Regions from separate parts of the Homo sapiens genome. Here region 1 is linked to region 2. Evidence: read pairs that join two places in POLR2A ChIA-PET (ENCODE). Cell type or tissue: K562. All regions are shown on one strand. Links, peaks and the distances in the headings refer to the core of each region. The heading gives the core; the rest is flanking DNA. Region 1 holds the start of LOC105371642 (a long non-coding RNA gene). Region 2 holds the start of LINC01344 (long intergenic non-protein coding RNA 1344).

Region 1 (15,978 bases), core at 3,281-11,280, 200 kb after region 2:
GTAACTGGTCAGCCTATCCGCTGATTTGTGAGATCAGCCCCTTGGAAGCCTTTTCTTCCATCCCAGGCATTATGACTTCAATTCAACAACTCTTAAGAGATGCACAGAGGAGCTTGAATCAGGAACATGGGGTTCAATGGTTACAATTCCCAAAGATGTCGAAAACAAAGTTTAAAAAGTATGTGACCATTTTGTCAATTATGTTTTCTCTATAAAATAAAAAAAAAAAGAAGCTTCGGGTATCACTGACATGTATCTTAAGATTTAGAGTTACACAAACACTCTAGTATATAATTTTTGAGCTTCCGCACTAACGTTAAGCATTAATAATTACTGATCAGTTTAATCTAGGCCATAATGTTATATACAGTAAATGAATTGTTTCTGGAAGTTTCTAAGAACAATTCTGAAATATGGATGTGGCTGTGGAGAATGAGGGTTTTTCTTTTCAATAAAAAATAAACGTTTTTTCTTTTTGCTCCTCCCCTGACTTTATTTTTTACAACAGTTTTAGATTTACAGAAAAATTGCAAGGATAGTACAGAGCTCCATGCACCTCTCCTTCAATTTTTCCTGTTGATAACATCTCACAGGAGTATGGTACATTTGTTATGATTAACAAATATTGATACATGATTGTTAATTAAAGCCATACATTAGAGAATGGGGATTTTACAGAAGGTTGGCATTAAAACTTCCCTGAAGTATCTAAACTCAGGCCTTTCACATGGCGGAGAGAAGCCTTTGCTGCCTTTGGATCTTCCCATTGCCATTCCAGACTGCCTGCTGCTTTCCCGAGTTCTTTCTGCAAGGGGCAAAATGTTTTCTGGTCAAAAAACTTGGTTGTCCATCATGCAGCAACAGCCACATGTCTTTCTTTTAAGTTGTTCTCAAAAACAATTTATAATAGCAGTGGAGTGAATTGGCTAAGAGTGGTGATTTTGGAATCAAATAGATTAAAATCCAGTTCTGTCACGTATAAGCTGTTATTTTATCAAGCTTTATTTTTCTCATCTGTAAGGGGAAATGATCATAGTGTCTTCCTCATTAATTTGCTATGCGTATTGAATGAAAATGTTTCAGAAGCACCCAGCATCATGCCAGGCATATAATACTAGTTCAATACTGGTACCTATTGTTAAGCTTAACAGGTGAGCTTTTTTTGAGAAGCAACTATGGTCAACAAGCTAGTCAATGAGTAATCTAGATCAATTTGATGAAAAATAATTTTTCCAACAAAGATCAGCTTCAAAGAGCAGTGGGGAGAAGAGACATCGTTGTGGAAGCATAAAATTAATTGCCTGAAGAATTCTCTTCAATTGGAAAGAACAAGGCAAGTATAGGGACTACTTATGTGAAAACATGTGAGGAATCCCAGCCTGGGCAACATGGTAAGACCCCATCTCCACAAAAAATACAAAAATTAGCTGGGTGTGGTGGTGCATGCCTGTAGTCCCAGCTACTCAGGAGGCTGAGGTAGGAGGATTGCTTGAGTTCAGGAGGTCAAGGCTGCAGTGAGCCGTGATGGTGCCACTGCACTCCAGCCTGGGTGACAGAGTTAGACCTTGTCTCACAATAAACAAACAACACATGCGAGGAGGTACCCACAGGCTTTTTCTTCTTTACCATTCTGCTTGAAAGATTAAGGCATCAGTAAATGTTTAGAGCAGCAGATATCTCTATTAGAGGCATTGTTGAGGGACAGATGATGTCCCAGAGGGAATTAGGAGCGTTATGGAGACCTGGCTCCTGCCTTCCTATTCTCCCCCTCCTCCCTCACCACCTCTTCCAATTCTGCAGCTCTGTGGATCTACTGCAACACATCAGACAGGCAGGCTCTCTGGGCTGGCCAAGTCCTTTCTTGCTGTACTCCTTCTGCCTGGGTGCACCACCACACCTGCACCTGGCTATTCATCAAGACTCAGCTTGGCTATCTCTTCCTCTGGAAAGCCTTCTCTGGTCACCACCACCCTGGTTAGCACATGCTCCCATAGGTTTCCAGTCTCCATTCTTAGGCTCTAACCCACTGCATCACCTCTCTGCCTCACTCTGTTGGGAGTACCATAGGTACACAAGTCTAGCATGGTACCCGGGATGTGGTGAGAGCTCAGAAAATATTGCCTCGTGCCTATTCTCTGAGCATCTCCAAGCCCAAGGGCTTTTGATTCTTCCCTCAAATGCTGAAGTGGAAACAGTTAGGGGAGGCACGTAGATGTAGCGAACGTTGCCTAGCTACACCTGATGCATAAAGGAGAAAACTTTAAAGGTGTCTCTATAAATAATATAACTAAAGCCAGTATAGGATTAAACAGTAACAGATAAATTATTTCATGCAGTGGTTTCCAAGCCCCAATGCAGGAAATGATGTTGGTCTGTTGTGAAGTTTTCCCAGGTTAATGGGGATTCTCCTCAAAAAATGGCCACTGGTCTCATGAGGGTATTCAGTGCTGTGGGCAGGGACTCTTGGCTAAGAATGGCCCCAGAGAGGGGGTCGCCCTGGTGTCCACTTCCTTCAGCACTCCCAGGAGAGATGCTTGGTCTGTCCTAGCCCACCTTCCTAAATATTGTGACCACTATGACAATACAGTGGAGGCAGCAAAAGTGAAGCAACTCCTTTGAGGTCACACAGCTACTAAGTTTTGAAATTAGGATCCAGGCCCATCTGTCTGACCCAGAGCATTTAACCTCTGTATTCCTAAGCAACCGGCATTTACTCATGTTGTAGGCTTGGTGCTCAGAAGGATAGAGTCTTCCTGTATGAGGCTGAGCTGGCAAACCCAGGTCCATTTTACATGTACATGTATTTCCAGGCTGGATGGCATTGGCGTCCATTTATCATTTAGGAAACATTTTATACCACCTAATTCCCTTCCCTCATTATCCTGTGGGTCTCTCTAGGACTGGGGAGGAAGGCAAGATTCCAGGGTGGATAGAGAGGTATCTTAATACCTTATAATACTTACCGCACAGTAGTCTCTACTCTGCACTTGAGGATTACAGTAGTATTCTCAGAGGGAGGATTACTGCCGTGGGTTGAGTAGCTCTGTAATGGACTCCAGAAGTCCCTAAATAGGTAAGTTGGATAAGAGCTTGGTATTTCTTTAAATAGGTAAGTAGGTCATTGCTGGGATTTGGTAATTGTTTTTAACATATAAGATTATTTGTAATAACCTTGGTATTTTCTTGACATAAAATTTAGTCTTATATAAAACACCCACTATAAGACACTCAATAACTTTTTGGTTAAATTTTTAGCACCTTATGGTCTATAGGACAGCACTATACCTGCAGCTGCAGCATAGATTCCCACCCAAAGAGGCCCTGGGCCCCACAGCAAAGTATTCTCCAGGTGTGACTCCACACACAGCCCTAAGCAGTGTGGGCTGAAGAGCCCCTAAGATCAGGCGAGCCAGCCGGCTGTGTTAGAGGAAGGTGCTCCCCGACCCTGCTGAGCAGCTGCGATAGGGGGAGCCGTTATTATTTATCTCAGGATGATCATCTCGACTGAAAACATTCCTTCCCTCTAAGGTGGTGACCTAGATCAGAGGTCAAATGTGAGCTGATCAGAAATGAAAACCCATCAAGCAGCCATGGAAACAGAAGCCGAAGGCAGACCCACATCTTTTCTCTGGCTTCTGTCGTTTGAGACCCAGAGCGAGTATAGCCTTGCTGTTCCCTCCCTGGGAGTTTATTCTGTGGTTTTGGCACAAGACGGCAATCTGGGGGAGAAAGCAAAGTCTATGGATATGGTTGCCTTTTCTCCTCTAAGCCAACTAGTGCCTTGTTTTTCTGTGAGCCTGCCACTGTGGGAAAATTGCTAGAGTGTAAAGTTTCCCTCTTTGTCCCCAGCGCACTTCATTTACCAGTGAGCCAAGCTGGGAACAGAGCCGCCTCTCACACAGCTCATGAATGACTCCATTTTCTCAGGGCAGCCTGTGCCTGCCCATTGTCTAACTGTCATGGCCTCTTGTATAGGTGTTCCCTGCAGTCCAGGCTGTTATGTAATGCCTGGGCAGGGAACACTGCGTGAGGGCAAGAGAGATCAGAGAGAGGAAAAACCCAGAGGGAAACCAAGACCAAAACGTCTTCCTGGAGAAGAAAGCGGGGGAAATGCTAGCCATTTGTCAGCTCTTTTCCTCTGGCTTGTTTGCCTGAGTGATAAACTTTGATTGCTGGCATACAAAGCCCCACGCTGGCTCCAGGAGCACTTCTCTTTATATCTATAAGACAGGATATGCAGTTCCCCTACGCCAGGGCAGCTGCCACCTAGGTCCTCCCACAGGACTGTGACAGAAAATCCTCCCCCTCTCTTATGGCCTAGGAGCAAAGGACTTTCCCTCTCCCAAGGCTCCACTTTCTGTTTCTCCTTCTCCTGCTATATCTTTGGCCCAGTGAGCTTCTCAATCCTGTTCAGAGAAGCACACACCTTCCGTGGGCTCACCTGTGGCGATTTCCAGGTAGTCTTGACTCTTCATCAGGCTCAGTGTTGAGAGGCAGCCATCACTTGGCATCCATGAATGGCACCCTTACCCCCATAGTTGTGTCACCTGGCTGCCATGTTCTGGGCTTATGTGTTCCCCATCATTCCTTTTGGCCACACTACCAGTATTGTGGTAAAATGAAGGGAGGTGAAGGGGTGTGTATCATTCTCTGTCTGCCCTAGCATCCCCTGCAAGCTTGTTCTGTAGAATACTAGCCCTGGGCTGGGCGCAGTGGCTCATGTCTGTAATCCCAGCACTCTGGGAGGCCGAGGCAGGATCACCTGAGGTCAGGAGTTCGAGACCAGCCTGACCAACATGGTGAAACCCCGTCTCTACTAAAAATAAAAAAATTTGCCAGGCGTGGTGGTGGGTGCATGTAATTCCAGCTATTAGGGAGACTGAGGCTGGAGGATTGCTTGAACCCAAGAGGCAGAGGTTGCAGTGAGCTGAGATTGCACCATTGCACTCCACTGGGTGACAAGAGCAAAACTCCATCTCAAAAAAAAAAAAAAGAAAGAAAAAAGAACACTAGCCTGGGAGCCACAAGAAGAGACTTTACAACAAGTAAAATAGGATTCCATGGATAGATATCATGGGGGAACGCTATATACTCTACCCCACTCTTATAAAGTCACAATGATTATTAGCATAATAAGACCCTGAAATGTTTGCAGTAAAGAAACCGATATCACTGTGGCGTAACATTTTCCAAACTTACTGAACATCTGGTCTACAAGCTCCATGAAAACAGAGACTTCACCTATTGTTCATGGTCGAATACACACTTCATAGCTCTGTTTGTGGGTATTCACTAAGTGTGTTAAACTGAAGTGAATTTAACTGAATCTTCATTCCAAGTTGTATCTATTAACCCTGCAGAACTAAGGTCCCACAGAACAAACATTGGCAAATGCTGGTTGATACCATGCACTAATGCTATCAATTACAATGACGAGATGGGAACACGAGCACAGGGAGACCCACGCGGAAACTTTTCTGGTCCTCACATGAGAACAGGCTGCAGAAGATTGCTCTGTTCCCAGCTCTTTAAAAGTGCCTGGCCCACCCATGAGCCACTCCACAGGGAAGAGGGTATGTGCATGTTTCTGGTGCTCGCACAGACCCCTTTCTGACTTGTCCCCCTACCCTCTCTTGTTTTGCTCACCCTGTTCTTTGATCCCTTGGCTTTGGAGTCTGCCTCACATTAGGTTCTTCTGATCTGATGCTTCTCTTTGTTATTAAAAAAAAAAAAAAATCGGCCGAGCACAATGGCTCACACCTGTAATCCCAGCACTTTGGGAGGCCAAGGAGGGTGAATCACCTGAGGTCAGGAGTTTGAGACCAGCGTGGCCAACATAGTGAAAACCCGTCTCTACTAAAAATACAAAAATTAGTTGAACATGGTGGTGGGCACCTGTAATCCCAGGTACTTGGGAGACTGAGGCAGGAGAATCGCTTGAACCCAGGAGGTGGAGGTTGCAGTGAGCTGAGATTGTGCCATTGCACTCCAGCCTGGGTGACAAGAGTGAAACTCTGTCTTGAAAAGAAATCATGAAAAAAACCCAAACAAAACCCAAAAATCTTATCTCAAGCTTGCTAACTTTGGCTTAGTTAGGTGTAAGAAAACCCTAGATTTGGACTGGGCGCAGTGGCTCATGCCTATAATCCCAGCACATTGGGAGGCTGAGGCGGGTGGATCACCTGAGGTCAGGAGTCGGAGACCAGCCTGATCAACAGGGCAAAACCCCAACTCTACTAAAAATAAAAAAATTAATTGGGCATGGTGGCAGGCACCCATAATTCCAACTACTTGGGAGGCTGAGGCAAAAGAATTGCTTGAACCTGGGAGGTGGAGGTTGCAGTGACCCGAGATCACGCCATTGCACTCCAGCCTGGGTGACAGAACATGACTCCATCTCAAGATAAATAAATAAATAAATAGAAAACCCTAGATTTGAATCCAGATTTTGCCATTTCCTGGCCGTGAGATTTTTAGAAATTTCTTGGGCCTATCAGAACCTCATTCTCCACTGTGTAAAATGAGGATAGTAACACGTGCCTCAGAGTTGTTGTGAGAATTAAATGAGCATGTAAGCCTTGCACAGTGGCTGGCATTTGGCCAGGGCTTGGCACATGGCTGCTATTATTACAATTGTTCCTCCCTTTCAGCTCTGAGCCTTGCCTGCCGCCTTCTTTTGGGCATCCGCCCAACTCCAGGTGAGCCTCTTTCTCTCTCTGCTAGGTTAGCTCCATGAGACCCAGCTGGCTAGGACTCTGGTCCAGATTTCCTCTGCCTCTGGGGACTTCTCCCTCCTCATCGGTCCCATCATTGCTGCAGCCTTCAGTAGTTCCTTGGACTCATCCTTTTACCACTTTTTAATCTCTTTTTGGGGCCCCCATAGAAGGAAGTAACCCTTCATTAGCCGAATGTTTTGTAGTTTACAAGATTCTAATACAGCACCCCACTTAATCCTCATCACATTGCTCTGCCTGAGTTGTCTGTCTACAGATGAGAAAAAATGTGACTCAGTGACTGCTTCACTCACACAGCAATCAAACATCAGAGGCTGGATTGGTATGCAGGTCTGGCTTCAGATGGAGCATCTCTGTCAGCCCTCACCACAGCTGCCACCTGGATAACTGTGAAGCATAGTCCTATCCTCTGGACCCTCAGGACCCTGCCACTGCCATCCACTTTCTACCTCCACTTAACGATCTGGCACAGCAATAAAAGAGGCCTGTAGGGAGAGGGCATGGGGTGAAGGAAAGAGATAGAGGAGGAAAGGTAAGGTACTGGAGTAAAGAAAAGAACAAAGGGTGGTCTTCCCTTTTAGACGTTCTTTATATCCCATCTGCAACAAATGTACAAGACCTAGTGACACATTCTAGATCATGTAGGCATCTAGGATGCCTTTGTCTTTGTAAGTCACAGAGCCTGTGGATGTGGGTTCCTGTGAAGGAACAAAACATGGTCTGGTGCAGTAAGCAGAGGGCAGCACCATGGACAGTCATCCACCTGTCTTCTAATCATGGAGGCACGAGCGCTAGAAATATAGTAAGTAGCAAGGAGAGGAGAGGAAGGGAGGGGGGAATCTTCTTTCTCTGTGGAAAGAATCATGCACTCTGAAAAGCAGGACTTTCGCGTTCTTCTCTGGGGGTGGTGAATACCGTTTTTGGAAAATCAGGAATGTGATACACATGTACAAGAAAGGAATGGTCATCCCTTACCCTCTGGTCTGGAGGTACCAGGCATAGCCTGTCACATGCTTCTCTTCCTTCTGGACCACTTTAATTATTCTTTCTTTCTCTAGCTTCCCAGAGGCCCTGAATAAATATCTCCTGTGTTATATTCACCCAGTAGCCTGGAAACAAAGAGTTTAAAACACTCTGACTTGTCATTTCTGTCTGCCATAAAGAGCACATCAAGAACCTAAATTTCTACTTTTTTACAGAAAAGGGATTAAATAATACTTCTGGTTTGAGCTCAGGTCATTAGGGGTGTTCTCATTACATATTCCTGCATAAGAACCCCTCCAAAAATGTAGTGGCTTAAAACAGCATTTGTTTCACACACAAATCTGCAGTTTTGGCAGGGTATAGAGAAAATAGCTCATCTTTGCTCACCTGGCATCAGCTGGAGCTGCCCTGAAGCTTCATGACAGACATGCAAGTGAATGAGCCTTCAGAAGTTTCCAGCTCCCAGCCTTTGTCTGTCAGTTCACTGGGAAGATGCAAAAATGAGAGCTAAAATAGCTGGGGTTCATTGGGCCTCTCTCTCCCTCTACATGATATCTCCACATGACCTTTCCAACATGCAGCTTCAGGGTAATTGGATATCATCATAAAGAGCAGCTCAGTGTTCCCAAGGTGTGGGTTGCCTCCCCGCCCCCGCTCCCCGCCACACATTTTCACTCTATTATCCAGGCTGGAGTGCAGTGGCACAATCTTGGCTCAATGTAACCTCTGCCTCCTGGGCTCAAGCAATCCTCCCACCTCAGCCTCCCAAGTGGCTGGGACTACAGGCATGTGCCACCAAGCCCAGCTAATTTTTTTTTTTTTTTTTTTTTTTGAGACGGAGTCTTGCTCTGTCACCTAGGCTAGAGTGCAGTGGCGCGATCTCGGCACACTGCAAGCTCCGCCTCCCGGGTTCACACTATTTTCCTGCCTCAGCCTCCCGAGTAGCTGGGACTACAGGCGCCTGCCACTGCGCCCAGCTAATTTTTTGTATTTTTAGTAGAGACGGGGTTTCATCATGTTAGCCAGGATGGTCTCGATCTCCCGACCTTGTGATCCGCCCGCCTCGGCCTCCCAAAGTGCTGGGATTACAGGCGTGAGTCACCACGCCTGGCTACGCCCAGCTAATTTTTGTATGTTTAGTAGAGACAGGGTTTTGCCATGTTGCCCAGGCTGGTTTCCATCTCCTGAGCTCAAGTGATCCACCCGCCTTGGCCTCCCAAAGTGCTGGGATTACAGGCATGAGCCACCATGCCTGGCCAGGTTGCCTTTCATAACCTAACTTTAGAAGTTATTCAGTATCATTTCCATGACACTATACCCATTGAAGCAGTCACAAAGCGAAGGGGAGATGGACTTCATTTCTTATTGCAGATGGAGGTGGCAAGGTTCCAGAACAATATGTGAGACTAGAAATATAGCTGTGGACATTATTTGAAAATTCAACTTACGACAAGGGTTAAATCAATGGAGGGGACACAAATGTGTTGGGTTACTCGTTTCTGAGCTGTCAGACACTGAACTAATGAACTTTTCTTTTGCCTTTTGGGGGTTATAAGTTGTAAGAGAATAAGCAATAAAACCAAATGGAGAACCAGTCATTTGTAAAAAGCATTCACTCCCTTCTTCCCTGGGTCGCTTCTTCAAATCACTGGCAATAGGCATCACCATTATTGTTATAAAGCTAAGGGAAGCTGGGGTTTTTAGAGCAAAGGTGAGAAAGTTGATAGCGATCGTCTGGATTAATCGCAGGGGGCAGAGACCCTCACTAGCTACTGCTCCAGCAACTGAAATAACCAACTAGGGAACTTATCATTTCTGCTGAGAGAAGAGTTTTACTCTGAGGTACCAGGGAGATGGTTCCATGACATAAATATAAGGAATTGGTTAGGATGAGGAATGAATAAAGGCATAAAACAATGTACGTTCCAATCCCACTAGGAAGGAAGGTAACATATTAATAACGATAATATATTAACAAATGGAGCACCATCCTACAGAACACTGAGTCTCTTTTGATGGAGAAGATGAAAAAAATGTCAAAATATGTGAGGGCCCCAAAATGAGCAAACGAGAGCTCAGTATCAACGTGCCTATCTTGCTGTGTTTAAAAAAAAAAAAAGCTTTGAAAATAATATGATAATCACCCATTTATAAGCTAGAAAATATAATGGATCTTTAAAATATAATATTCATAGTTATAGATATTATTTAAAATTAAGAGAAAAATACACTCAAGGAACAACAAAATAAACCCCACCCATCGAAATGACTAAGACACCTAGACAATATAAATTCTAATTTTGATTAATCTTAATGATTATTATTCAATTTAGTTTTTCAAACTGTTACTAAGGGCCTATTAAATGCCACCATTAAGCTGGAGTGCTTCAAGTTTCTTACAGATAGGTGAGGGTGACAGTCATAAAAAACTGATTATGTGGGGTGGTCTTGTTTTGTTTGTTTGTTTGTTTTAGACGGAGCCTTGCTCTGTCATCCAGGCTGGAGTGCAGTGGCAAGATCTTGGCTCACTGCAACCTCCACCTCCCGGGTTCAAGCTATTCTCCTGCTTCAGCCTCCCAAGTAGCTGGGATTGTGGGCATGCACCACCACATCTGGCTAATTTTTGTATTTTTTGTAGAGATAGGGTCTTACCATGTTGATCAGGCTGGTCTTGAACTCCTGACCTCAAGTGATCTGCCTGCCTTGGCATCCCAAAGTGCTGAGATTACAGGCTAATTATGTGTTTTGATGACACTTTGCCATAGGAGCATGTGGAAGGGCCACTTGGACTAGACTCAAGAGGCAGAAGGTGATTCTTGAAGAATAAGTAAAGTTTTAAATAGGGGGAGAAGTAAGGGAAGAGAAATTCATGCAGAAGGAACAGCAGGAATACTTGGAAGTGTACGTAATATGTTTGGCAGTTTTAGACCACGGACCTCACAAAGGTGAACAGTGGAAAAGGAGGTTTGAGAGATAGGTAAGGGCCAGATTATGGAGAGTTTACCAACTGTGGCAAGGAGCTTAGACTGTCTGTGGACAGTAGGAAAGCACCAAAGGGCTTTAGGCAATGTTGTGTCAGTGTTTGATCTCTCTGTGGGGATGGTCCAGAGAGGATAAAGGTGAGACCAGTTAAAAGGCCAATGCTGACCTCCAGGTGAATAGTGATGAGAACTCACATTAGAGCAGTCACAGTAGAGATATTCGGGGTGGGGCAAATGTGAGAAATATGTAGACACTGACTCACCAAGCTTGGTGATTTGGATAGGATGCAATAAGAGATAACCCCTAGGATTCTGGTACAGGCAACTGGGAGGATGATGCAGTGACACCAGATACGGTAGTAAACACAGAGAAGGAGAATAAATTAGTAAGGGAAAAGGAGATGATGCTGAGTCCAGTTTGAGGCATGTTGAAGCTGGATTGACAGGAATAGGTCCTTCTAGTATTTGGCACTGGACCACCATCCGATAGTCTTCCCCAGTCCTAGGGACTCCTAGAAAGAAACTAGGCTAGTCTTGATCTTGATAATCTCTTGTAATATTTGGGATAGGGGAGCAGAGAATGGAAGCCTGGAATTTATAGACGTGTTCCACTTATACCATTTAAAAATTTTATCTTGAAAAGGAAAATTGAACAAGGAAGACACCTGATATACTAGATGAGGATTAATTTAGGTTGAGAAATATAATCCATATAGAAACTATCTTCATTTGAATTTTATGTATTTCATCCTTTTACTTATTCTTTCTTTTACTTACAAATACTGTCTGAATACATACTATGCTAAGTGCTAAGGATATAAAAGCAAATGAGATATGGAGAACATCCTTAAGAGACTCACATTTGCATATTAAATTATTTTGACTTTTGTAGCTAGCAGTGCAAAATTCGGGTTCAATTTTAAACAATCAGTTTTTTCAGTTGAGGCTAAAGATGGTTTAGTGTTAAACAAAAGAGTACAGGATTTATGGCTAGGCTTATCTGAGCTATTCTAGATGCATCACCCTAGATAAATTAGTTAGACTAGCCAAGTTTGAAGAAGGAAAATTAATTCAGAGCAATTTTCCTGTTGAAGATAACCAGAAACTTTTTTTTTTTTAAAAAAAATGAGAACCAACAAGAGAGAGAATATAATTACTGAACCAATTTGGAGGCTTAAAAAGGTAAATTGGAAGATAAGGCTGCTCTATCCTGGGAGCATTTGGCAATTCATGAGGGGTTGGAGAAAGGGTAAGAGGCTAAATTAAGGGAATGGATTATATTCTAGGGCCTGCCAAGATGAGGAGAGTTGCTGGTAAATCTCCCCATTTCAAGTTGAGATACTGAAGAAGAATGAACTTGAACTACATAAGGCTTCCTAGACACTTCAGTTTACAATAATCTCAACTGCCTGGCAAAAGCAAATGTAAGTCCTTTCTCAATGAAGAATACATTTCTATAAGCAATTCTGCACGTACAATTATTAGCACATAATTTAAATATAGCCACATGAGGGCAGGTACGGTGGCTCATGCCTGTAATCCCAGCACTTTGGGAGGCCAAGGTGGGTGAATCACTTGAGGTTAGGAGTTTGAGACCAGCCTGGGCAACATAGCAACACCCCATCTCCACCAAAAATACAAAAATTAGCCATTCTCAACCCCATCTCAAAAAAAGTAAATACATAAAAATTAAAAAAATAAAAAAATAGCCACATGAAACAGGAAAATATGACTAATAAAATAGCAGAAACAAGGACAGTAGAAATAGATCCACATGAAGTCTTACAGATCCACATAGAGTCTGATTATTTAAATAACCAAAAACATTTTATAATATAAACATGTTGTGTCAGTCAGATTTCCAACCAGACACAGATGGAACCATCAAACTATGATAATATGAGGGATAATATTATTCCTTAATAAAGGAATAATTTTCAAAAGTATGGGTTGTGATGGGGAGAGATGGGGTCCAATACTCTGGGGCTATGAACAATGAGGAGGCTTTACCACCTGTAGGCTTGAAGAGTTACAGGGAGGGAGGAACTATCAGAATCTAGAGACAGAGAGTCTATGGTCAGGGAATGTGGCCAGCCCACAGTGACCCCACAGGAAGAGATCAGGTAAATCAGTACCGAATCTCACTCTCCTCCTTCCCTGTGGTCCTACTGGTACTTTACTTTAGCCAAACACAGCTAGAAGCCAGAGGACAAGAAAGTTAATTGATACAGTCCATGCAGATCAGGTTCCTGGAGAGGCAGCAGAGTGGAGAGAGTGAAGATATATCCATAGAGGTGAACAGAAGTATATAACATGTGCTGTTATTTTTTCAAGAAAATAAATGATTAAGGACTTAGCAAACTAGAAACTATATAAAAGAAACAAAAAGAAGTTCTAGAATTAAAAAATATAGTAGTCAAAATTAAGAACTCAATGAATAACTTTAGCAATTGTTGAGACCCAACTGAAGAGAAAATTTGTGAAGTGGAAGATAGGTCAGAAGACAATCATAGAATAAAGCATGAAGAGGAAAAGGATGGAAAGTCTACAAGAGATGGTAAGAGGTGTAGAAGATATAGTGGGAAGATCTAGTATATGTGTAGTTAGAGTATCAGCAGGCAAATAAAAGGAGGAAATAATGGAAGCAATATCTGAAGAAGTAGTGGCTGAGAAATTTTCAAACTCAAATACAACTAGAGAAAAAGGGACAGATTACTCTCAAAAGAGCAACAGTAAGACTTAGAGCTGACTTCTCAACAGTGGAAGCCAAGAGGCAGTGAAATTACATCTTTAAAAGGCTGAAATAAAATAGCTGCCCATCTAAAATGTTATGATAAGAATTTAAAAATCTATCAAGAATGAAGATTTTTTTAAGTTATTTGATTTCATTTTGTTTTCAGACAGGGTGTCTCTCTGTTGCCCAGGCTGGAAGGCAGTGGCACAATCTCGGCTCACTGCAACCTCTGACTCCTGGGTCACCTCAGCCTCCCAAGTGTCTGAGACTATAGGTGCACACCAACACACCTGGCTAATTTTTGTATTTTTGTATTGGATGGGGTCACACTATATTGCTCAGGCTGGTCTCAAACTCCTGGGCTCAAGCAATCCTCCTGCCTCAGCCTCCCAAAGTGTAGGATTACAGGCGTAAGCCACAGGACCCAGCCAAGAATTTGTAAGAAAAACTGCATTAAAACAAAAACCAAGGAAATTGTCACCAGCAGACTCATAACTGAAGAAAACATTAAAAAGTTCTTCAGACAAAACAAAAAAGTATTTCAGTTAGCAAGTTGGAGATCAAGGGAAGAATGAAAAGCAAGTCAAGAATAAATATGTGGTTGAGTCTAAATAAATATCAACCATACAAAACGGTAGTACAAAGTATGGGGAGTTTAAAATGTACAGAGAATCAAAATTCACAATAACAATGATTGGGAGAGGAAATCAATGAATTAACATCTAAAAGAATTAGTAAAAACTAGTAATTAGTAAAATTAGTAAAAACAGGTAACTTCCAAGTTAATAAATGGGAAAAGTGAAATAATCAAAATTCATCTGTATATAAACATACATATATGTGTGTATATGTATGTGTACATATACACACATGTATATGCATATACATGTGTAATCAGTATTCATCTGTATATATCAAACTTCATCTGTATATAAACATACATATATGTGTGTGTAATATATGTGTGTGCATGTATATGTATATATGTATACATATATGTATATATACACATATATGTATATACATATACAGTGATAGATTAATTTGCTTAACTATAAGTAATCATTTCACTATGTATATGTATATCAAAACAGCATGGTATAAACCTTAAACATGTACCATAAAAAGGCACTGTTGGGGATAAGAAAGACCTACTTCATTATGATAAAGTTGAATTCACCAGGAAAATATAATTCTAATTTTCTACATACTGCTAACATAGCCTCAAAATATACAAAAGAAAACAGAAAAACAAATTCACTATCACAAATGGTAGACTTTTAACATACTTCTCACAGCAAATGGTATAACTAGCAGACAAACATTATTAATCATATAGATTTGAACAACACAATCAAATACACTTGACCTAAAGAATACTTACAAGACATGCACACTATAATTGCAGGGTACAATTTTTTTCCAAGCACACAAGGAAAATTCACAGAAATTTACTATATGGTAGGTCATAATGTAAGTCTCAATAAATTGCAAAATATTGAAGTAATTCCAAGTATTTCTCCGGGGAAAAAGTGACAAAGAGATAACTAAAAAATCCTCATATGCTTGAAACTTCAAAGAAATCATGATGGAAATTAGAATAAAAAAATGTGAAAACATCATTTTCCCCAAAACTGATCTACAGATTCAATGCAATCTCCCTGCCACAACCAAAAAAAAGAAAGAAAGAAAATAACAGTTTTTCTTTTGTGGAAATTGACAAGCTGATTCTAAAGTTTTTATGGAAATGCAAAGGGATAAACACAACCAAGACATTCTGGAATAAAAACAAACTGGCAGTGGTGGCTCACGCCTGTAATCTCAGCACTTTGGGAGGCCAAGGCGGGCAGATCACGAGGTCAGGAGATCGAGACCATCCTGGCTAACACGGTGAAACCCCGTCTCTACTAAAAATACAAAAAATTAGCTGGGCATGGTGGTGGGCGCCTGTAGTCCCAGCTACTTGGGAGGATGAGGCAGGAGAATGGCGTGAACCTGGGAGGCAGAGCTTGCAGTGAGTCGAGATAGAGCCACTGCACTCCAGCCTGGGCAATAGAGTGAGACTCCATCTCAAAAAAAAAAAAAAAAAAAAAAAAAACAAAACCTGGGAGGACTTGCTCTACTGGATATTAAACCAATTAGTCTGGGAGTGGTGGCTCACTGCAACCTCTGTAATCCCAGAACTTTGAGAGGCTAAGGCAGGAGGATCACCTGAGGTCAGAAGTTTGAGACCAGCCTGACCAACATGGTGAAACCCCGTCTCTACTGAAAATACAAAAATTAGTCGGGCGTAGTGGCACATGCCTGTAATCTCGGCTACTTGGAAGGCTGAGGCATGAGAATTGCTTGAGCCCAGGAGGCGGAGGTTGCAGTGAGCTGAGATCACGCCATTGCACTCCAGCCTGGGTGACAGAATGAGATTCCATCTCAAAAAAAAGACGAATTATAATGATTAAACTATAGTGTTTAGGATTAATGCATAGGTGGTAAAACTACAATGAAAAGCAAACAAGTGATTTCCACAAAAGTCAGGGTAGTTTTTTCC
Region 2 (15,978 bases), core at 5,319-13,318:
AGTAGAGTGGCATGATCTTGGCTCACTGCAACCTCTACCTCCTGGGTTCAAGCGATCCTGCCTCAGCGTCCCTAGTAGCTGGGACTATAGGCGTGTGCCACCACGCCTGGCTAATTTTTGTATTTTTAGTAGAGATGGGGTTTTACTATGTTGGCCAGGCTGGTCTTGAACTCCTGACCTCAGGTGATCTGCCGGCCTTGGCCTCCCAAAGTGCTGGGATTACAGGCATGAGCCACCATGCCCCACCTTGACCTCTGTTTTAATTCTGATTATGTGCTGGAGTCTAAAAGTTCATTGTAAGGGAAACGCTCAGAGATAGTAACTCAGGAAAGGAGTGGAGAAGGCTCCAGACCCAGCATCTGCAGTGTACACTGGCCTGCGGGGAGAAGAGTGAGTGAACTGTGCATGGTGCACAGCACCACTTGAGGCCCAGAAACCCCTTGGCTGCCTAAACACCACTTAGCTCCTCCCTGGTGGCAACCAGGTGTGTGGAAAGAGCTTCCACTCCAGAAAGACCTGGAGTTAAATTCTGGCCCCATTTCCTAGCTTGTTCGCAGAAAGTGACTTGACTTGTCTGAGTCTCAGTTTCCTTATCTGTAAAATTGGTAGGAAATAAGTGCCCTTCAGGGTTGCTCTAGAATTAAACAAGATGGCCCATGGAAAGAACTGCCGGGGAGGTGCCCAATCAATGTCGCTTTCGTCTAGATTTCTTTGTGTGAAAGAACTGACTAGAAGAAAATACCCCACGGCAATCAATACTTTTTCCCAAAGCATTAGAATAAATGTAGAAATTTTTCACTTAAAGTCTTATTTGTGGTGGCCAGGCGCAATGGCTCACGCCTGTAATCCCAGCACTTTAGGAGGCTGATGCGGGCGGACCACTTGAGGTCAGGAGTTCGAGACCAGCCTGGCCAACATGGTGACACCCCATTTCTACGAAAAACACAAGAATTAGCCAGGCGTGGTGATGCACACCTGTAATCCCAGCTACTGAGGACGCTGAGGCAGGAGAATCACTTGAACCCGAGAGGCAGAGGTTGCAGTGAGCCAAGATTGCACCATTGCACTCCAGCCAGGGCAACAGAGTGAGACGCCGTCTCAAATAATAAAATAAAATCTTATTTGTGGAAAACGTAAGCCTAGGGATATTCCTAGGGTCAGAGAGTGGGCAGATTTAAAATTTTTTTAAAAAGCTGTAATATTTTCTACAGATGGGATCACACTATGTTGCCCAGGCTGGTCTTAAACTCCTGGCGTCAGGTGATCCTCCCACTTTGGCCTCCCAAAGTGCTGGGATTACAGGCGTGAGCCACCATGCCTGACCCAAAGAGTGGGTGGATTTTGGAGGCAACTGGACTTGAGGATCTTTTTCCAGCAAATACTAGAACAGATCATCTGAGAGATGAATGTTGGCCCTCATCCCACTACACCTTCTGAGGGATATTCTGCAAGCACCCACATGTCTGACTCTGTCTCACAGTCCTTATATTATTGAGAGTCCTTTCTGTTATCTTACTTAAAGTTTCTTGTGCTTCAGCATAAGTCATGCTCTCTTTTCATAGCAAGGGAGCACTGCTACAAAATGGACATTTTAACTACATAGTAACATCCTGTTTCATCTGAAGCTCTGTCGCTCCTTCATTTGCCTGGTTTAGAAGTTATGATACTGTAATGTGGAATGCTGGGCCTAGGCCAGACCTCTTCATTCACATGAGGAAACTGAGGCTCAGAGAAGTCCATTACCTAGCTATGATTCTACAGCCAGTATGGCACAAGAGCTGAGTTAGAACTCAAGTTTTCTGAGTCCAAATTTAGAGTTTTTTTTCTCTTCCCTTTCACCGAAGGGCTCCTTTTACTGGTCACATGTCTGGAATGACCCAGGACCTTTCATATGTCTCTAAGAGCCAATGTCAGATGTTTTATCCTGGGAGTCAGAAGACCCAAAAGTCCCAGTCTTAAGCCTCTTCAGAATTGCTCCTCTGGGCTGGGGCGTGGTGGCTCATGCCTGTAATCCTATTTTGGTAAGTCAAGGCTGGGGGATTGCTTGAAGCCAGGACTTTGAGACAAGCCTGGGCAACAGAGGGAAACCCAGTCTCTACCAAAAAAAAAAAAGGATTTTTTCCAAGGAGAATGACAGCAGAGCTTTTGTTTATGTGCTTTTTAGGGATAACAGATACCATTGGTGAAGCAGGAATGTCTTTTGCAAACTGGGACCTTTGCATGAGAAGATTCAATTAGAGATAGATAGATAGATAGATATAAAAATGTAATAATATGTATTGTAATTATATATGTATAAATTATGTAATATAATAACATATATTTTACATTTTTGAATATATGTATTTTGGGGATAAGGTAAGAATCATAACTTCCACCGATTTTTTTTTTTTTTGAGATGGAGTCTCCCTCTGTCGGCCAGGTTGGAGTACAGTGGCACAATCTCAGCTCACTGCAACCTCCACCTCCCGGGTTCAAGCGATTCTCCTGCCTCAGCCTCTTGAGTAGCTGGAATTACAGGCGCCCACCATCATGCCCAGCTAATTTTTGTATTTTTAATAGAGACAGTGTTTCACCACGTTGGTCAGGCTGGCCTTGAACTGCTGACCTCAGGTGATCCACCTGCCTTGGCCTCCCAAAGTGCTGGGATAACAGGCATGAGCCACCGTGCCCAGCCACTTCCACTGATTTTTTAAAAAGGGGTCTAGGACGTGAAAAAGTCTGAATCATTCATTCATTATTCATTCATTCAACAATTTTTTTTTGAATGCTTATTTTATGGAAGGCACTCTACTAGGGCCAGGTAATGTAATGGAAATATGGAAATAAAATACACATGTTCCTACCCTCATAGCACTTACATTCTAGTGAGAGAACTAAATGATAAACAATAAACAAATAACACACAAAATGTCACCTTAGGACAGACTGCAAAAAAAAAAAATAAGCTAAGAATTACTGATCTGACTATACTTTGTATTTCTCTCTGGATTTTATATTTTTCACTTTCCTTCTGAGAAAGTCAAATTTCTCTAAAAACATACCCAATTTAACTTCTCAGTTATAATTTAAAGGATAGTTAAGTCTCTAAGTCCTCCAAACCTCCACTTCAATGGTTTTTTTTGTTTGTTTGTTTGTTTGTTTTGAGACAGAGTCTCATTCTGTTGCCCAGGCTGGAGTGCAGTGGCATCATGTCGGCTCACTGCAACCTCCGTCTCCTGGGTTCAAGCAATTCTCCTGCCTCAGCCTCACAAGTAGCTGGGATTACAGGCACCCACCACGATGCCCAGCTAATTTTTGTATTTTTAGTAGAGATGGGGGTTTCACCATGTTGGCCAGGCTGGTCTTGAACTCCTGACCTCAGGTGATCTGCCCACCTCTGCCTCCCAAAGTGTTGGGATTACAGGCGTGAGCCGCCACACCTGGCAATGGGGTTGTTTTATCCACCAGGCTATTGAATAGATGAATGCTGCTTTCCTCCCTGCCTTGCAGCCAGGCAGGCAGGATCATTCCAGGTCTCTAGAAATGACAGGTCTGTTTGCCCAGCATGAGCAATGTGGTTTCCCATTGCAGAATCTCCCTCCCGGTAGATTGCAGCTGCTGCTTGTGCAAGACTGAATGATCTGAAAGACTCAGAAAAACAGACCACCAAGATGTACCAGTGAATTTTTAAGATTTGTGGGCCGGGCGCGGTGGCTCACGCCTGTAATCCCAGCACTTTGGGAGGCCGAGGCGGGCGAATCACGAGGTCAGGAGATCGAGACCATCCCGGCTAAAACGGTGAAACCCCGTCTCTACTAAAAATACAAAAAATTAGCCGGGCGTAGTGGCGGGCGCCTGTAGTCCCAGCTACCTGGGAGGCTGAGGCAGGAGAATGGCATGAACCCGGGAGGCGGAGCTTGCAGTGAGCCGAGATCCCGCCACTGCACTCCAGCCTGGGCGACAGAGCGAGACTCCGCCTCAAAAAAAAAAAAAAAAAAAAAAAGATTTGTGAACTGTCAGGATATTGTTCAAAATTGTATCAGAGATTAAATCTTTGCTTATTGCTAAGTGAATTTTTCATATGTGCATATCTGTTTTATTCAAATGCAAGTGATTTACACAAACCCCCATCTGCAATCCTTAAGACACTCACAGAATGATGCAGTGTTAGGTAACTAGAATTGTGTCTATTTTTTTGTTGTTGTTGCCTCCCCTGCCATACCTTTTTTTTGAGACGGAGTCTGTCTGTCACCAGGTTGGAGTGCAGTGGTGCAATCTCGGCTCACTGCAGCCCCTGCCATCCAGGTTCTACAGGTTCTCGTGCCTCAGCCTCCCGAGTAGCTGGGACTATAGGCGCACACCACCATGCCTGGCTAATTTTTGTATTTTTAGTAGAGATGGTGTTTCACCATGTTGGCAGGCTGTTCTCGAACTCGTGACCTCAAGTGATCCATTCGCCTCAGCCTCCCAAAGTGCTGGGATTACAGGTGTGAGCCACTGCACCTGGCCATCGTACCTGTTTTCGAACTGGTTGTTCTAAATTCATCTATGTGAGTGGGCAGTAAAAAGAAGGGGTGACCTGTCAAAAGTCTTACAACTCAAAGAAAACAAAAAATAAATAAAACAAAGAAAATAAAGTCCTACAACTCAATGGCAAAGGTGAAATTCAAATCTAAGACATGATTTCTAGATCTCTGCTCTCCAGGCACGAGATTAGATCCGACAGCCTGACTCAGATTACACCTGTTATGTGCATACGATATTATCAGAATGCTGTGGGGCTCCAGCCTATTAGAATTTTCTGTTTTAGCTGGGAGTGGAGACTCACGCCCCTCAGCATTTTCGAGGCTGAGGTGGGAGGATCTCTTGAGCCTAGGTAGTCTAGGGTGCAGTGAACTATATGACAGTGCCACTATACTCCAGCTTGGGTGACAGAATGGGACCCAGTCTCTAAAAAAAAAAAATTAAATTTAAAATCAAATTTTCTGTCCGGTGCTGTGGCTGCTCACGCCTGTAATCCCAGCACTTTGGGAGGCCACAGTGACAGGATCGCTTGAGCCCAGGAGTACAAGACCAGCCTGGGCAGCCTAGTGAGACCCCATCTCTCCCCGCCAAAAATAAAATATTTGCTGGGCATGGGAATGTGTACCTGTAGTCCTAGCTACTTAAGAGGCTGAGGAGGGAGGATCGCTTGAGTCTGGGAGTTCGAGGCTACAGTGAGTTGTGATCACACCACTGCACTCTAGCCTGGGCGACAGAGTGAGATCCTGTCTCTTTGGTTTGTTGTTATTGTTGTTGTTTTCTTTTGAGACAGAGTCTCTTTGTCAACACTGTCTCTTAAAAAAAATTTTTTTTCTTGTCCTTACTAGTTTTAGGGAAGTTGTCACGCCATTGACTGAAAGGCCAGTTCTGATTTAGAAAAAAATAAACCTTTTCAATTAAATATGAAGATGTAGTTGTAACACTTTGGTCCCAAAACACAAGTAAATGACACTTAAAAGATGTTGGTGAAGGGCATGGACATCACTTGGAAAGTGAGTCATGTAAGGTTAGCAATGAGATACCATCAGGTTCCCAGGTGAGTGTCTGAAGTCCCACTGGTTGTCCAAAGAGGGTCTGAATTGGTTTGAACTCAGCTGTTGACTTCTCTTTTTCATAACCTTTCTCCCTACATCCATCTTCACTGAGATTCTCCCTGCCATTTCTTAATATATTGGATTTGATGAGGAGATGACATTCCCTTCCTCTGAGAGTCTCTTTGGAGACAGGCTTCAGGTCATGGTATTCCAGCATTTAGGCTACATGGCAGCCCTCCAGTGAAGGCATTGGAAAGTGTCAGAAAAGGAAATGGGCCTGAACTGGAGAGACAGTCCAGCTTCCTTCCCAAGGAGCCATCGGATATTTATAGAGAGCCAGGCCTAGGATGTATGCCCATTGCTGAGAAGGTTTTGTGGCCCGATCTGGTATACATTAGAGGCTCTATCTTTCCATCTCCTCAGTTCATGAAGCGTTGATTCCTGGCCTAGGAGAGACTGAAAGCCAAACCAAACAGGGGATTTTTCTTCCTTCATAGTTATTGTGAGCCAGCCAATTCCAGGATTTAAGCTCAGGCTTGTTAGGCTTTAGTCCTTCTGGGAAATGCCATCTGTTCAGAGAATGGCTTTCTGGGCAGCACAAGTGCTATTAATTCTATTCTAGTGTAGTTGCTGAATGGCAAGGCTCATATTATCCTTCACCCTGGGGGCAGGGAGAAAGGGTTAGGATCAGGCATTTGCCACCATTAAATCCACCCTCTTTTTTGTACGGTCTGCCTGTTGCCCCAGTTCACTGCCACACCCTCACCCCACACATACACAACAGACCTCTCCTTTAGTTTTCAAGCCACTAGGCAATTGAAATGTTTGTGTGAATTTTCACATAAAGTCTAGTCTTTGTGTCAAATGTGCAATAAGCCTCAACATTTGCATAGAGCAAACAAGGAAGTCTTGTTAGGAAATTTGTTCCTTAGGAGCTTATGTCTTAAATTGGACTGGTGCCTTTTGTTGTCACAGTTGTTTTTATAATGACATGCACATAGGTTTGCCTTTCTGAATTCTTATGTTGAATCTACTGTTGGTTGGCACCTGCCACTAGCATAAATTTCTACTCTTTCAATCAGTGGGACAAATTCACATGCCAGTCGAGGCTGATTCACCTGTTTAGGGCTGTGAGTGATTTGAAGAGGACTACCTTCTCAGCACTTCTTTGGCCCAGAGTCACAGGAACCCTCTTCTCAAGAATGTGGTCCTGGTAAGAGAACTTGCAAAATACTTACAGATTTCAGGAGTCCACAGTCCCAGGCAGAAGGAGAAGAGATATATCTGCTGGTTTGAAATCCTGGAGACAAATTTTTGTCCAATGCCCAGGAAAATTGGTTTTCTGACCAAAGACTCAGGGAGACTGGAAACTCTTGGGATGTGGATGACAGAGGAAGGGGTTAGGGATGGAGAAGGGAGTAGAGATGCATGTGTTCGGGACAGAATCAAAGACAGCATTCTTGATTTCTCTCTCCTTCTTACTCTTCATAATCTATTAGCAGGCCCTGTCAGTCCCACTTTCAGATCATGTCCTTGATGTCATTCACATCTCCCTACCTTCACTATCATCACCCTAGCCAAGCCTCTGCCATCTCTCACCTGGTCAACCCCAATACCTCCTCTGACTAGTTTCTGTGTATCTTCTCTTGCTGCATTCTAATTCATTCTCCATGTAGAAGACAGGGAAATCTTTTGCAATTGCAAATTAGATCACAAGGCTTTCCTGCTGGCATCCCTTGGGCCACTCTCCTTTGTTCCTGGAATTCCATCAAGCCACCTACCATGGCCTACAGAGTCCCCGGTGTTCTGGCTCCTGCTCACCTCTTTTAAGTCTTCTCATTCCTCTCTCCCACAGCCACACTGCTCCAGTCACATGGCCTCCACTCTATTTCTGGCCAAGCATTTCGGTTTTTTGTTTGTCGTCTTCTTTTTCTTCTTCTCCTTCTCCTTCTTCTCCTTCTCCTTCTCCTTTCTTTTCCTCTTCTTCTTCTTCCTCTTCTTCTTCTTCTTCTTCTTCTTCTTCTTCTTCTTCTTCTTCTTCTTCTTCTTCTTCTTCTTCTTCTTCTTTTCTTCTTCTTTTCTTCTTCTTTTCTTCTTCTTTTCTTCTTCTTCTTCTTTTCTTCTTCTTCTTTCTTCTTCTTTTCTTCTTCCTCTTCCTCTTCTTCTTCCTCTTCTTCCTCCTCTTCCTCTACCTCTTCTTCTTCTCTTCTTCTGCTTCTGCTTCTTTCTTTCTTTTTTTAATAGGGAGTCACTCTGTTGCCTAGGCTGGAGTGCAGTGCAGTGTCCCAATCACAGCTTACAGCAGCCTCAACCTCCCAGGCTCAAGAGATCCTGCCACCTCAGCCTCCTGAGTAGCTGGGACCACAGGTGTGTACCATCACACCCGGCTAATTTTAAAATTTTTTCTAGAGACAGGGTTTCACCATGTTACCCAGGCTGGTCTTGAACTCCTGACTTCAAGCAATCCACCTGCCTGGGCCTCCCAAAGTTCTGGGATTATAGGCATGAGCTACTATGCCCAGCCTAATATGGATCATTTTAAGCCCTCCTTAATGTGCATTAAATACTGTACTTGTGTTCGGGCATGGTGGTTCATACCTGTAATCCCAGCACTTTGGGAGGCTGAGGCAGGAGGATTGCTTGAGCCCAGGAGTTCGAGACCAGCCTAGGCAACATGGGGAAACCCTGTCTCTGCCAAAAATACAAAAAAAAAAAAAAATTAGCCAGGCATGGTGGCATGCGCCTGTAGTCCCACCTACTTGGGAGGATGGTTTGAACCTGGGAGGTGGAGGTTGTGGTCAACCGAGATGGCACCACTGCACTCCAGTCTGGGTGACAGAGCCAAACTCTGTCTCAAAAAAAAAAAAAAAACAACTATACTTGTTTACTGAATGATTGTTTATTTGCCTCCACTTACCCTTTGAAATTTACCAAAGATAAGTGACTAGGATTATCAACCATTCTTTATTTCCCTGTTCCATCTGTTTTGAGTTAGGAGAAAGACAAAGCAAAATGCAATCTCACCAACAGCAATATCAACAAAAGAAATCCCTTGAGCCATCTAGCCCCTAGCAGCTAGACAAGGAAGGCAAATTGGGATTAGGAAGAAGTGGGTAACCCGGAACGGCCACAGTAGGGATAAGCAGCTTCAGCAGCCAGAGATTTTCCCTTACTCTTAGGAGGTGACATAAGCAACTTTCCCAGAACCGTCTTGACACAAGCAGTAAATTAAGTAAACAAGGCAGAAGGTCGCCAGAACCTGGTCTCACCCAGTCCTGCTGCGACTCTCTGGCATCATGTGGACTAGGAAGCTGGAGGGGAAGTCTTCTCATCCACCAGTCCACCTAAAAACAAACCTAAAAACCTTTCTGCTTGTGTGGAGGAGCAATTGCAGAACTTGTAGTCAAAGCATGGTGTTGTAAGGGAAATCACTGTGGGGACTTGAAACACCCTAATGATTTTTTTCCTAGCTCTCCTTTTAAGGGCTTCTGGAGACAGAAGGGGATTAAAACTTCAAATGAGGGAAAAGTAAAAACTCAGTTAACTCATTAGCTGGGCTCACCTAATTAATCTTGGTAGCCTGGGGCACAATTCAACCCAACAGAATTTACTTATCTATGGAGACTTTAATAAGCTCTGAAGCCAGAGGCCCTGCCCCCATTGCTGTGGGATGGGAGAGTGGGTGAGGGGAGAAGGAGATAAGGCTTGGAGGTGACTAGTTCTGGGGACAAAAGAGCCCTAGGCAGGAGGACCTGGCCCATGGCTTTGCTCCCTTCACTGGATCTGAGTCTTCCATTCTAACCTACTTTCAGCTCCACTTACTCATTCAGCCATTCATTCATTCCACAAATGTTAAGTTCCTGCTATGCCCCAGGCTTGCTAGGGCTGTAAATTGACTACAGTGTTAAACAAGATATGCAAGATCCCCAACTTCTGGAAATTTACATTCTAGTAGAAGGGCAGACAATTGAAAAATAAACAAGAGCCAGACATGGTGGTTGGTGCCTGTAGTCACAGCTACTTGGGAGGCTGAGGTGGGAGGATCACTTGAGCCCAGGAGTTCAAGACCAGCTTGGGCAACACAGCAAGACCCAGTCTCTACAAAAAATAAATAAATAAATAATACAAAACAAACGAAGCACAGGTAAGCTGAGAAGTTCTGTGGAACAATTAAAGTGCGTACCCACTCAGTAAAGACCTCTTTCAGGAAGTGACATTAAATCCAGTATCTGGAAGGAAGGCTTCCTCATTGCTTCATTTCATGCTTTGGAGATTTTATGAGTGCATTTCTCCATTCATCAAACATCTAGTGGTAGTATATAGATGAAATACTTTTTAAAAAAATTTAGTGAGCACCTTTTACGGCCAAACCCTTTGCTTGCTGGGCACTGCCAAAGGAAAGATAGACAAGTTAGGGATCTCCCCTAGAAGAATTTATAATTGAGTGGCAAAGCCTGACAAGTCAACAAGAAAACACTTACAAAGGATGATTTGGCACAGCTGAGCCAGATGGTCTCTAAGGTCATTCCTTTGTCTAAACATTCTATTGTCTAATAAGTTCCTACTGCATGTCTAGTACTTTGGGGATGCCCATTCTCTCCAAGGCTCTCATAGCCTAACTGTAGAGAAAAGGCTTACATGTATGACATATTAAGATTGTAGAAACCAGCACCTGTGGTAAATGATTCCTATGTTCTCACTTTGGCACCTATCTACCCTAGAGACCACTGAGGCTTTTAAGATCAATTAGGCCTAGCTCTTCCTCCTTAACCATTTTTTGGATTTCATCTAGTTTATGGCAAAATATACGCACATTGCGTTTTTGTTTTTTTTTTCCAGGGACCTCTGAGAGGGTCTGGAATTAGGGTTCAGGTACCATCCATCTGTTACGTGCTTTGAAGATGCCACTCCATCTGTGGGATTCAATTTACATAAACTGAAGACTATTCTTCTGAGTTGAAGTGAGGAGAGGCATCAATCACACTGGAAAATTATTTGATCTCCTGGAAGCAAAAAGTCCACCATGAAGTTGTTCTTGCCATGGACTTCTAGAGGAGCTGACTGTCCTTTGGGAAGCTACAAATACAGCCTTAAAATCTGTTAGCAGGGAAGAGAGGCTTTTTCTGAGTGATCAGGTAGGTGAATCCTCCTTTTCCTCCTTTTTTCTCTTTTCCATAGCCATCTGCAATCCCAACCACCCCAATCCCCTGATATTTTGCTGAAATCGCTTCCACTAAATTCCTGATGACCTCCAAATCCACTTGTAACTATGGAGCATCCGCATCTCTTGAAATTCTGTTTTTCTTTGGCTTTTGGGGACACCTCTCTTCCTTGGTTCTTGTTCTGTATTTCTGGCTGATTATCTTTTAATCTTCACCTCCTTTGGCTGCCCTTTGAAATGGGTATTCCTGGAAGTCCTTAGTTTCCTCCTTTACTCACTCTATTCACAGTTTTGGGGCATTGATAACCAAAATCATGACTTCAGTTTCCATGTAGACATGGATTTGAAAACGGTGGGATTAGCTCTCCAAAGTGCATATGAGGTCCTTATCTGTCATCTGATTTTCAGACACACGTATTAAACTGCCTGCTAGACTTTCATTGGGTGAATTTAATTCCTAAACCAGCTGTCCTTTGTTCCAGTCTTAGAGACTGGTACTATCAAAAACCTAGGGGCTATTTAGACTTCTGCTCTCTGTTATATCATTTGTTCAGTGGAAATATATTGATCTTTTACTATATTCTAGGCACTGGGCCATGTGCTATAGGTACAGCCTCTGCCCCAAAGAGACTCATAATCCAGAAGACAGGTAAACAATCAGAGAAACACACTGTATGATGTAGTCAGAGGGATAAGTACATGAATAGAAGCACGTACTAGATGCAAGACATAGAGAAAGCACAGCAGAAGGACTGACCAGGAGATAGAATAGGAAGAAAGTCTTCCTTCAGAAGCTGATGCCTAGGATGGGTTGTGAAACACAGATGGGACCAGGTGCAGAGGTGCATGCCTATAGTCCCAGCTATTTGGGAGGCTGAGGTAGGAGGATTGCTTGAGCCCAAGAGTTAGAGCATGTAATGTGCAATGATGGTGCCTGCGAATGGCCATTGTACTCCAGGGTGGGCAACATAGCCAGACACCATCTCATAAAAAACAAACCAACAAACAAAACAAAGGGAATGGAATTCCCATGACAAGCAGGGGAGGTGTGGTGTTTTAGGCATTTCAGACTTCATGTAAAAGGTATGGGTGCGTGAAACCAAATAACATTTAACTAAAAAATATGGTCGGGCGCGGTGGCTCACACCTGTAATCCCAGCACTTTGGGAGGCCAAGGTGGGCGTATCACGAGGTCAGGAGATCGAGACCATCCTGGCTAACACGGTGAAACCCCGTCTCTACTAAAAACACAAAAAATTAGCCCGGCGTGGTGGCGGGTGCCTGTGGTCCCAGCTACTTGGGAGGCTGAGGCAGGAGAATGGTGCGAACCCGGGAGGCAGAGTTTGCAGTGAGCGGAGATCGTGCCACTGCACTCCAGCCTGGGCGACAGAGCGAGACTCCGTCTCAAAAAAAAAAAAAAAAAAAAAAAAAAACACAAACAAACAAAAAAAATGAGCAGTTTGATATTGATGGAGTATAAAGTTTAAGGCAAGGGGAGATTTGACAGGAGGTGAGCCCAAAGTAGTAGGTAGAGGCCAAATCATAAAGGGTCTGTATAATAATAAGAGCAATAATAGCTACAATTGGCTGGGCTCTGGCTCATATCTGTAATCCCAGCACTTTGGGGGGCTGAGGTGGGCAGATCACTTGAGGCCAGGAGTTCGAGACCAGCCTGGCCAACATGGTAAAACCCCGTCTCTACTGAAAATACAAAAATTAGCCAGGCATGGTGGTGCATGCCTGTAATCCCAACTACTTGGGAGACTGAGGCAGGAAAATTGCTTGAGCCCAGGAGACAGAGGTTACAGTGAGCTGAGATCGCGCCACTGCACTCTAGCCTGGGCAACACAGTGAGTGAGACTCCATCTCAAAAAAAAAAAAAATAGTAATATTAATAATAATAGGTACAATTTACAAAGTACACTTTACCTACAGAACCACTAGTGCTCAATCACCCTGTATTATTATTCACACTTTACAGCAAGGGACCTAAGAAGCTGCATATCCGATAGTTGTTTAGCTGAAATCCACATCCAGGATTCTTTGATTCCAAATTGTAGGTGCTGGCCAAGAGCTTTGGCTTATGCTTATAATCCTAGCACTTTGGGAGACCAAGGAAGGAGGATCACTTGAGCTCAGGACTTTGAGACCAGCCTGGGCGACATAGTGAGACCTCATCTCTGCAAAACAATAAAAACAAATTAGCTGAGCATAGTGGCACACACATGTAGTCCCAGCTACTCAGGAGGCTGAGGTGGAAGGTTCCCTTGAACTCAGGAGTTCAAGGCTGCAGTGAGCTATGATGGTGCCATTGCACTCCAGCCTGGGTGGCAGAGTGAGCTTTTCTCCCTCTTTCTGTCTCTCTCTATATATACATATACATATATATATGTGTGTGTGTATGTATGTGTGTATATATGTATATATATGTTTGTGTGTGTATAGAGATATATATATAACCAAAGCTTAAGCTCTTTGCTGTCTACCATGCCTCACTTGCACGATGCCCAAATGTCCTTCCCTCATGGGGTTTATAATCTAGTGTAGGAAACATTAGCATCCACATGTCTGTCCTTTTGTGTGAGTCACTACTTCAGTTGGAGGAACTGGCACTGAAGCTATAAGGATGGAGGAGGATTACAAAAGCCAACCATGGCAAACCCATCCTTTTTGACAGTGGTTGGTTTAAAAACCAAGGCTTAGTCTATCAACTGATTAAAAGATATATAAAATGTGGTATATTCATACAGTAGAATATTATTCAACAAGAAAAAGGAATAAAATACTGATACATGCAATAACATGGATGAACCTTGGAAACATTATGCAAAGTGACAGAAGCCAGTCACTAAGGACCTCATATTGTATAGTTACATTTATATAAAATGTCCGCAATAGACAAATCTGTAGAGGCAGAAAGTAGAGTAGTGGCTGCCTAGGGCTGAGGGGAATGGGGGAGTTGGAGGATGGTGGCTAAAGGGTAGGAAGTTTATTTTGGAGATAATGAAAATATTCTAAAAGTGATCGTGGTGATGGATACACAACTCTGTGAATATACTAAAAGCTATTGAATTGAATACTTCAAATGTTGAGTTGTATGGCATGCGAATCGTATTTCAATAAAGCTGTTTTAAAAAAGGCTAAAGTTAACAGTCCCGTAGAGGAAAAAGTATTTAGTGCAGGGTGAAGAAGGCTGGATGCCATGAATTGGGAGGGGAAGGGAGATGACCTCTGCTGTTTGTGAGGTCAGAAACTAGGGTGAGGCTGCCTTGGCCACAGATGGTGGTGGCGTATGGTTCTGAGGTAAGTAGACACGTTTTTAGTTCCCTAATAGTTCTTTCCCCTGGCTTCCCAGGCTTCCTACCCTGCTTCTTCACCACCTCCCACTTTGCAGATCATCTCTAGCATCATCCAAATCTGACTTAGGCAGTTCCCTACTTAAAATCCTCCTGGGGACTCTTGCTGCTTTCGGGATAAGGCCCAAATCTTCACACTCCTTTGCCGGCCTATGAAGCGCCTTGTGGTGTTGCCCTCCCACGCCTCTGCTTTTGTCTCCCACATGTATCCACAGCCACACTGGTTTGTTGTCTCACACCTCTGCTTCTCCCAGGGTGCTGAAATTCCTGCCTGGAATGCCCTCCCCCTTGCCTGACTTCCTAATCCACCCACCATTCAGTGTGGCTCAAATATCACCTCCTCCAGGAAGATTTGGACTTGTCCAGGCTGGGCTAAAGGTCGTCCCTCTTTTGTGTTCCTAGCACGCTTTTATGTACATTCTGGCTGTCTAATCTATGCACTTGTTATTACCCGCTTCTAATTGTGTTAGTTTCAACTCTTAGTCTGAATTCTTACTACTTGACCTTGGCCAAGTTACTTAACCTCTCAATATACTGATCAAAAAGGGGATTAAAAACAATATCTTCTTCCTAAATGTGCTGTGAAGATTAAAGTTATTAAAAATATGAAAAAATGTGTTAAAGCCATATATAATATACTGTATATATTATATATTAAAAATATATGTTCAAATGCTTTGCACAATGTCTTGCACAGTGTAAGCACTACATAAATGAAGATTTTATTCTGGCTGTTATTATTGATCATTCATACTAAACTATAAGCCCCTTGAGAGTAGTGACATACTTATCTAGTCTACTGCCTGACATCTGGTATACTAGTATACTGCCTGACATCTGGTAAGCATTCAGTATCTACCTGGGTCTATGTCTCTCCCATGTTTTCCAGGCTGGCTTTGCCACTTTAAGTATTCTGTATTCACAAAGACTTGGTAAAACTATAACTCAACTCAATTTTTTTTTTTTTTTTTTTGCTTTTTCTTAAGTAATCCTCCCTCCTCAGCCTCCACATAGCTGGGATTACAAGTGTGTGCCACCCATGCCTAACTCTACTCTTGGACTTTTTGATTTTCAAAGAATGTGGTAGTGTGGGGGAGGAGGAATTTGCATGGGGAAAAAATCCAGCTTTCTGAGACAGTCCCAGAAGAGATGAAGAAAGATGAGTTTTTTTACTTTGCCTAGGTGCCTGGAGGCTGGGAGGCTTTATCTGAACAAGAATATCTGCCTCATCCTTGAAGACAGAGAGGGAATCATTCCTTTCCATGTTTTTATTGGAACATTTGGAAATCCTGAGAACCGGGAGTTCATTTGTCAGATAAAGGCTCAGGCGAATGGGGAGCTAGACTAGATGGAGTAATTATTGTGGGTATATTTTCCAAACTCCAAAGAGGACAAACTACGGCTCAAAAGAATTGTTTTTATCCTGATTTGTGATTTTATTTATATAGAAAGTTGTGCAAAGATATAAAACATTGAAACTGCATGAATGAATTATCTTTATTAAAGATAGACAAAAGAAACAAGTGTAGTCAAAAATACTTCAGTGTTTGTAATGCTTTATGATAAAGAAGGTTTAATTCACCAGGCACATTGGCTCGCATCTGTCACAAATAAATAAATAAATAAATATATAAAGGCCTGTTGTGGTGGCTCACGCCTGTAATCCTAGCACTTTTGAGAGGCTGAGGCGGGAGGATGACTTGAGCTCAGGAGCTCGAGACCAGCCTGGACAACATAGTGAGACTTCCATCTCTAAAATAATAAAAATAGGCCAGGAGTGATGGCTCATACCTGTAATTGCAGCACTTTGGGAGGCCGAGGCAGGTGGATCACTTGAGGTCAGGAGTTCAAGACCAGCCTGGCCAACAGGGTGAAACCCCATCTCTACTGAAAACACAAAAAA

Evidence for each region. ChIA-PET counts read pairs that join two places held together with the same protein. Peaks named below come from ENCODE experiments on the same cell type or tissue, not always from the same donor. Only the 100,000 strongest peaks of a DNase experiment are listed, where the experiment ranks them.
Region 1: POLR2A ChIA-PET joins it to region 2 with 5 read pairs; 2 of 35 experiments call an interaction of 5 or more read pairs at or near these places.

What each region holds. Positions count from the first base shown.
Region 1 is chr1:182,102,338-182,118,315 of GRCh38, reverse strand. It overlaps LOC105371642 (a long non-coding RNA gene), which reads right to left and starts at 8,245. Exons shown (of 3, transcript XR_922341.3): 1 at 8,106-8,245; 2 at 2,964-3,065; 3 at 1-805. In K562, for the core only: no CTCF peak of the experiment used is centred there; a DNase peak (open chromatin) is centred at 3,436; H3K27me3 peaks cover 4,399 bases.
Region 2 is chr1:182,308,205-182,324,182 of GRCh38, reverse strand. LINC01344 (long intergenic non-protein coding RNA 1344) reads left to right here and starts at 10,122. Exons shown (of 3, transcript NR_104175.1): 1 at 10,122-10,235; 2 at 10,398-10,693. In K562, for the core only: no CTCF peak of the experiment used is centred there; DNase peaks (open chromatin) are centred at 8,811 and 9,252.